2 separate regions of the Homo sapiens genome follow, and region 1 is linked to region 2. Evidence: read pairs that join two places in POLR2A ChIA-PET (ENCODE). Cell type or tissue: PC-3. All regions are shown on one strand.

Region 1 (4,000 bases), 420 kb after region 2:
TATACACCACACCACACACACAACACATGCAGATACACCACATCACACACACAATACACATGCACACACACACCACACCACACCCACCACACACACAACATACATAACATAATACACACAGACACACCACACACAGACACACACACCACACATATACATCACACCACACACACAACACATGCACAGACACACCACACACAGACACACACACCACACTTACTACACATAGATATACACCACACCACACACCCACACATACACAACACACATGCACACACACACCACACACACCACACATACCACACATACCACACATAGCTATACGTCATACATACCACACACACGCACATAACACACACAACACACATGTACACACACCACACAGACATACCACACACAGACACACACAGCACATAGCATACATAGATATACACAACACACATGCACATACACAACACACGTGCGCACACACACACCACACACACACACCACACACACCACATATACCACAAATAGCTATATGCCACACATACCACACACACGCACATAACACACAACACACATGTACACACACCACGCAGACATACCACACACACATCACACATACTACACATAGGGCACACCACACCCACACAACACACACAGACACACCACAGCACACACACAAAACACACATGCACACACACACCACACACAGACACACCACATACATGGATATACACTACACAGAGACACCACATACACAGATATAGACCACACATCACACACCACACACGCACCAACACACGCCACACACACACCACACCACGTACACAATTCCATCCCACACCCCCGCCACTCACTCAGCAACCTCTTCGCCTTCATGTGGTCTGGGCAGGGTGCGGGCCAGCAGGGCGCCCCTGGGCTGCTCATCTCCACTCAGGTGTTGTGCCCCTCCGGCACAGCCGGCCTTAGCCTGAACCTAAGAAGAAAGGGCAGAGCCGCTTTTTGAGCTCGGGAGGCTGTGTGTCCTGCCAGCGGCACACAGCCCCGAGGCAGCGGCTGGGCCTGAGACACTTGGGCCTGCAGGGGACATCCCAGGAGTGCACCGGGGCTGGCCAGGCAGGGGCCTGTGGGGTGTGGGGCTGGCAGCTGGCAGCCAGCAGTGCCGCCGAACGCCCACTTGCGCCAGCCGCTAGTTTCCAGGGCCAGCTCACGAGCCAGCGGGCATGCTGGGCCCAGACGGCCCTAGGGTGTCCTGCCAGGGAGAGGCGTCCTCTGCGAGGGTGGCCTGGGAGGGGCAGGGCGGGCAGGGTCATCTGACACCTCGCATTTCCTCCAGGCAAGGACACCAGGCTGGCGGCCAGGGCCACCCCCAACTCGCAGTGTGGCCTGAGACACGCTGCAGACTTCCGTACAATCGGGGGGCGGGGGCAGGTAGAGGGTCCAGTGCTGCCGCTGAGCTGACCACCCCTTGTCGGGGATTCCGGTCCCCGGGCGCAGGGCGACGTGCGAGGGGGCCGCGGCCACAAGAGGGCATCTGAGCTTCAACCAGCAGGGAGCCGCGGCCAAGAGGCCTCCAGGTGGGGTTCAGGGGCTGAGAGTAGTTGGGGTTGAACTGGAGCTGAATCTTGCGGGAGGGGGCAGACTACCTGTGTGTGCCCCCAGGCAACCCCTTAGCCACTCTTCATCTCTTTTCATCTGATGGCAGCACTACCTTGCTTCAGGAAATATTTGCTGAGTACACACATGAATGAATGAAGTGAAGGAGGTATTATTAATAATCAGTGTTTTACAAGTAAGGAGGCAGCTCTGTGCCTACAGGGATTTGCCCAGGTCACACAGCTGGTAGGCATGGAGCCAGTGATGCCCCTGGTTCTGTCTGCCACAGAGCTTTGGAGAAAGCACCAGAAACAACCTGTGGCGTTACCAGCACCCAAGTGCTCAGAGCAGGGACAAAACCCTGGTCCTGGGCCCCTCCAGGGACCCCCTCTGCCACAGAGACCAGGCCTCTCTCTGGTCAGCACTGAGTAATAGTAATCACTAACAAGAAGGAACCCACTGCCACACACTTTACGCTCTCATGAAGCATCACTGTGCCCTGGGTTACAGAGAAGGAAGAAAAGAACTTGCCAGAGGCCACACAGCTTCTGGTTGGAACACTTTGGCCCTGGGAACCCACAATCCCCTCACCATGCTACATCTCCTGGAGACTGTTTTCCAGGAAGGAGCTCCTAGCCACGTCTCTCCAACTGTTCATCCGATGCGGTTTTCTCGCCTGCTCGGTGGCGGCAGAGGTAAATGACAACATAGCCCAGCCCCGTAGACTTCACCCAGAGGAGAAGTCAGACAAGACAGCAGGGGACTCATTCAGGGCAACGTGGGCCATTAAGGGCCCTGTGAATACAGAATCCTGATCCATGACACAATTCCATCACTAATTCCAGATTCCCATCAAGAAGCCAAAAATATAAAAACCCTTCAAGCTGCAAGCCAGGACACCCTGCCACCACTTTGGGGCAAGAACCCCTCATCCTCAGCCCCGCCCTCCCTCTCCCCGTCCCTCAGCCACCTCCTCCACTTCCCCGCGCCTCCCTCCACACCTCCACGCCCCCAGGACCTGAGGCCTGACTTGGCCTTCTCCACCAACACCTGCCTTCATCCTGGGAGTTCCCTGGACCCCTGACGACCTGGCCAACCCCCTACTTCTCCCTCATCACCAACAACTCTCTCCCTCTTTTGTACTTGGCCCAGCCAACCCCACCCATGCCATGGCCTGGGTATCCTCACTCAGAACTACCTCCCCCACCCCATATCCTCCCAACCCCATATTGGCCTGTATCCATGGCCCTCCTTCACTTAGCCCTCCTTCGCTCTCTGACCTCATCACAGCACCTTCCTTCTCCTCCTGGGGGCACTTCCCTCCCTCTCCAACCTGGACCCCAAGGAGCCTTTCTATAGCGATAGTCTTGGGCACCCACCCTGCAAAAGTCTCCCTGCCACTCTGCAAAGATGCAACCATGGGATAAACCAGCCGGCCCTCCCCGAGGAGCCCATCTGTGCCCTGAGCCCTGGACTCCACCCTTCCCTCCTCCCATCTATCCCCCTTCTTCACCTTCTCTTTCCCTGCATCAAGAAACATGCTCTAGCCTGGGCAACAAAACGAGACTTCATCTCTACTAAAAATCAAAAACATTAGCCGGGCGTGGTGGCATATGCCTATAGTCCCAGCTGCCTGTAGTACCAGCTACTCAGGAGGCTGAGGCAGGAGGATCGCTTGAGCCCAGGAGATTGAGGCTGCATTGAGCCAAGATGGCACCACTGCACCTCAGCCTGGCTCAGGCACTCTCAGAACTTCGGGAGGCCGAGGTGGGCGGGATCAAGATCAGCCTGGTCGACATGATGAAACCTCATCTCTACTAAAAATACAAAAATTAGCTGGGCGTGGTGGCGGGTGCCTGTAATCCCAGCTACTTGGGAGGCTGAGGCAGGAGAGTCACTTGAACCTAGAGGCAGAGGTTGCAGTGAGCTGAGATGGCACCACTGCACTCCAGCCTGGGCGACAGAGCAAGACTCCCCATCTCAAAAAACAAACAAACAAGAAAAAAAAAAAAACCCTTCTGAAGCCCTACACTTGGCTCCAACCAGGACCCATCTTTCTTCCCCCTTCCCAGCAAAACATATTCCAGGGTTACCTTTATGACCAGTCTCACTCTTGCACCTGCCGTCTGCTTCCCAGGCCTGCTGCTGTCCACCCCGTATTCCACCAAAATGGTTCTTACTGAGTCACTCAACACATTGTTGTTAAATACAGGGAGTGCTTTTCCATTCTCACCCTGACCAAGAGGCAGACAGCCTGACAACAACCCTGTGAAGTAGGTACTGTGATTGATTATCCCCATTTTGTAGAAGGGATACTGAGGCACAAAGAGGGTAACCGATTTGCTTGAAGTGAAATAGCAGGTAAGCCTCAGAGCTTACCAGGCTCCCTCCCCTGAATATCCCAGAAGAACCTCAGACT
Region 2 (4,000 bases):
GAACTCATGCTGGGCTCCTTCTTCAGGATTCTCAGTGGGTCTGAGCTGTGGGAAGCTAGCATTCTGTTATCTCAGGGGCACGTGGAGCTCTTTCCACCAAGACCTCCTGATTGGCATGGATAAAGCCCCAGAGGCTGCTTTCAAATGAGGCCAGAGTAATGGAGCATAATGGAGCAAACCTCCTGGTGGAAGAGTTCAGTCCTACTGCAGTGATAAATCAGGAAGCCTTTATGAGGGGCCAGTAATGGGACAGTGGGGAGTGAGTTGCCAAACCTGGCTCCACATGACTTCGAGGCTCCTTTGTGGGTCCTGTTTTTAGTGCCAATGGGGGATTCAGGCTCAATCTTTTCTGGGTGTCCTGGGAATATTCTGAAGGGTTTAATTTGGATAGTTTTAGAGTTGCATCTGTTATAAAGATTTAATAATGAGTTTTTATGGCACTTGGAGCCTGGTTTTGTTAGATGTTACTTTAGAAATAATAACAGCACTTTATTGCTGTTATTATTGAGTGCTTACTATATACTAGGTGCATTATTCATCATAATCATTAACAGTGAATTTTTTTTTTGAGATGGAGTCTCTCTCTGTTGCCCGGGCTGAGTGCAGTGCTGTGATCTCGACTCACTGCAACCTCCACCTCTTGGGTTCAAGCAATTCTCCTGCCTCAGCCTCCTGAGTAGCTAGGACTACAGGTGCACACCACCACGCCTGGCTAAGTTTTGTATTTTTAGTAGAGATGGGGGGATTTCACCATGTTGGCCAGACTGGTCTTGAACTCCTGACCTCAAGTGATCCACCTGCCTCGGCTTCCCAAAGTGCTGGGATTATAGGAGTGAGCCACCCCACCCAGCCAACAACGAATATTAATGCAGTACTTATGATGTACCAAACTCATAAGCACACTTACCTCACCAGGTCTTAGAAGAACACTCCCTCTGGAGCCATCACTTACGCGTGAGGACATTGAGGCCCTGAGCTTAGATAACTTGTTCAAAATGGCCCTGCTGATAAGCTACATGGACGAAGTCAGCGGTTTTGGGCATGTCTTTCCACCAGCTTCTGGAAGAACAGCACACAGGCCGTTCCCCTCTCCCCCATTTTAAAGTGGCAGGAGAAGGTGGAATGAAGAAAATAAATAGGGCTGTTCCTGGCTCTGTGTGGTCAGAGGGTGATACTGGTTCAGGGTCCAGCTTATCAGTGCTGCACTGATATTCACAGAGCATTCGGCTCCGGAGGCTTTGCACTGTTTGTAATGCATTGTCAAAACTTGGTGTTGGCTGCCTGTTTAAAGAATTGATTTAATAAACACCGCGTTTCTGGATGTTTGGTTTCTTTGTTTTTGTTTGGGGTCATGGAGGTGGGATCCTGGAAGAGTTGGATGGAAGTGTATTTGACAGGAGAAATTCTGGGTGTGTTTAAAAATCAAGCCACCACAGATTCTGATGCAGCCTTCTTGAAGACAGGTGTGTGTGGGCAGGTGTGCTGGGGGCACTGGGATGGGCAGAGGAAGTGGTGGGGTTTGTAGGTGGAAACGCAGGGCTGGCTTTGTTGTTGTCTGCACGGCCCTCCAGGCTACAGTCATTAACTGCACCAATACTGCCACTAATAGGTGGGTGATTCAGCTCCTTCCTGCATTTTATTACCGGACAGAGACTTTAACAGCCCTTTGATTTAGCAAGTTAATAAAGTAAGTGATCAGGCTCCACTGTTTAACCACTGACTGGATGGCCTGGGGCTTGTTGCTTTCTGGGAACCCTTCTGATATTGTTTTAAAATTAAAAGGAGAGAAAGTTATGGAATTTGAGTGCTCTACTTGAGTCTCCTGGCTCCTTCCTAGGCAGCCTCACCAGCCCAGCATGCCTGGCCTCCTTCCAGTGCCAAGCTTCCTCTGGTTATGTCGTCCAGTGACTGGCTGGCTGGCACGGCCAGGATCTGATGGGCTCCGTGGGTGTCACTGGCCAGGGGTTAATATCCAAGGGATTTGAAGGTCCTGGCTGTCTTTGAGGGAGAGAGTTGGATGAGAATGTAGGGTCTCGTGATGGGGTCCTGTATTAATTTCTCGTGGCTGCCATAATAAATTAGCACAAACTGATGGCTTAAAACACCAGAAATTTATTCTTTCATGGTTCTGGAGGCCAGAAGTCTGAAATCAAGGTGTCAGCAGGGCCATGCTTCCTCCAAAGTCTCTAGGGAAGGATCCTTCTGTGCCTCTTCTAATTTCTGGTGGTTGCTGGCAATCCTTAGTGACCTTGGCTTGTAGAGATGTCATCAGGTCTCGGCCTCTGTTGTCATCACATGGCCTTCTCCCTCTGTGAATCCATGCATGTGTCTCTCCTCTCCTTATAAGACACAGTCATGTTGGATTTGGGGTCTACTCTATTCCAATATGACTTCATCTTAACTAATGATATCTGCAAAGACTCTATTTCCAAATAAGGTCACATTTTGAGGCTCTGGGTGGATGTGAACGTTGGGGGGACACTATTCAACCCAGTCCGGGTTTTTCAGGAACAAGTGACAAAGAGGCGGGGACGGTGGCAAACTGATTCATAAAAGGAGGCGCGACGAGAGCCAGGCTCAGGATTCCCAAACAGTTTAGGCAGCACTGTGCAGTCGATCTTCCTGAGATGATGGGATACAGTTCTGTCACTATGCCACTTGAAATATGCCCAGTGTGGCTAAGGACCTGGGTTTTAAATTGTATCTCATTTAAATAGTCACACAGGACTAGTGGCAACCATGGCAGACAGTGAGGCTCTAAACCCTCCTGAGAATAAAATAAGAGAAGGAGGGTTTGAATGTTTAATAGTTTGGGCAAGGTCATTTGCATCCAGGGTGGTCACCGGGGGCTTACAAGGCTAAGCAAGGTAGACCGTTACTCTGTTTCCCTCCTTGATTAGGAAAAATCCTCTGTGACATACAGCCAGCCAGGCTGCATTTCACTTGGGGTCCTCTGGACCCCAGGCGTGGCCATTAATCTGGGCTGTGAGTGGTTACCTCACTCATGTGTAGTCACACACACAGAGCATCCCATGCCCCACTCCAGAGTACTCACGCCCTGGGCCCTGCGATTTGTTAGTTCCATCCCTGGAATCCTCCTATGGGCAACTTAGAAAGGAGGTGCCTTGGGGGTGCCCACAGGTGGCCCTACCTTCATCTCCTGGGTCAAAGAATGCTTCCTGGAGGAAGTGATGCTTGAGCTGAGACCAGTTGCTGCTGCAGAGTCCTGTCTGTTTTCAGTACGTGAGAGTGAGCTGAGAACTTAGGACTGCAGGTCTTTAGAACCAGAAGGAACCCCAGCAATCATCGGGACAATGGTCTTGCAAGTTCTGAAACCACCAGAGGCTCTTCTTCAAAGGAAAGATCACCTGTACTCTTGATATGTAGAGCCAGTAACAGAGGTGGGTGCTGCTTTGGATGGGGAGGTGGGAGGAGAAGGAGGCCAGAGACCTTCTCAGGGCTCCACCTTCCCTCCTCTGTGGACCCTGTAGCATAGGGTGAGGAAATCACAGGTCAAGGCTGGCATCCCTGTGGCAGACCAAGAACTGGAGGTTCAGAGAGGTAGAGAAACTTGACAAGGTCACACAGCAAATTGATGAATATTGTCAATTGGAAGATTTTGAGGATCTATTCCTGGACCCCCAACCCCCTGACATCCTTGACACCCTTCTTGAAAGAAGATAATTTGGTCCAGTTGTCAGCTATTAACACTGTGGGATATCTGCTCTCTGATCAGATGCTCTTTCTGATTTTAATCCCATCAGGAAATGGTGTTTTGATTAGTTGCTATTGTTGTTTCGCAGACTGACTGAGATTCGTAGGTAATCCTAAATTGTGCATATTACCCTTCCTAGCATGTGCCTGCTATGTGCCAGACACTGGGCAGAGTCCTTCCTCTCACTGTGTCATTTATTCTCCATGGATCCCTGATACTGGTATTATTGACTCCATTCTATAGATGAGAAAACTGAGGCTCGGAGAGGTAGAGAGTAGGATTCAA

The links. Peaks named below come from ENCODE experiments on the same cell type or tissue, not always from the same donor. Only the 100,000 strongest peaks of a DNase experiment are listed, where the experiment ranks them.
Region 1: POLR2A ChIA-PET joins it to region 2 with 7 read pairs; 2 of 35 experiments call an interaction of 5 or more read pairs at or near these places.

The regions. Positions count from the first base shown.
Region 1 is chr1:41,421,103-41,425,102 of GRCh38, reverse strand. No RefSeq gene overlaps it. Among named protein-coding and RNA genes, the nearest start is that of FOXO6-AS1, 47 kb to the right of the region's middle. RefSeq lists an enhancer at 662-1,219 and a silencer at 1,372-1,666. In PC-3, a CTCF peak has its summit at 1,506 (motif pointing right); no DNase peak of the experiment used is centred here; H3K4me3 peaks cover 1,070 bases.
Region 2 is chr1:41,838,660-41,842,659 of GRCh38, reverse strand. All of the region lies in intron 1 of HIVEP3 (HIVEP zinc finger 3), which reads left to right. Among named protein-coding and RNA genes, the nearest start is that of HIVEP3, 78 kb to the left of the region's middle. In PC-3, a CTCF peak has its summit at 1,583; a DNase peak (open chromatin) is centred at 1,639; H3K27ac peaks cover 2,582 bases.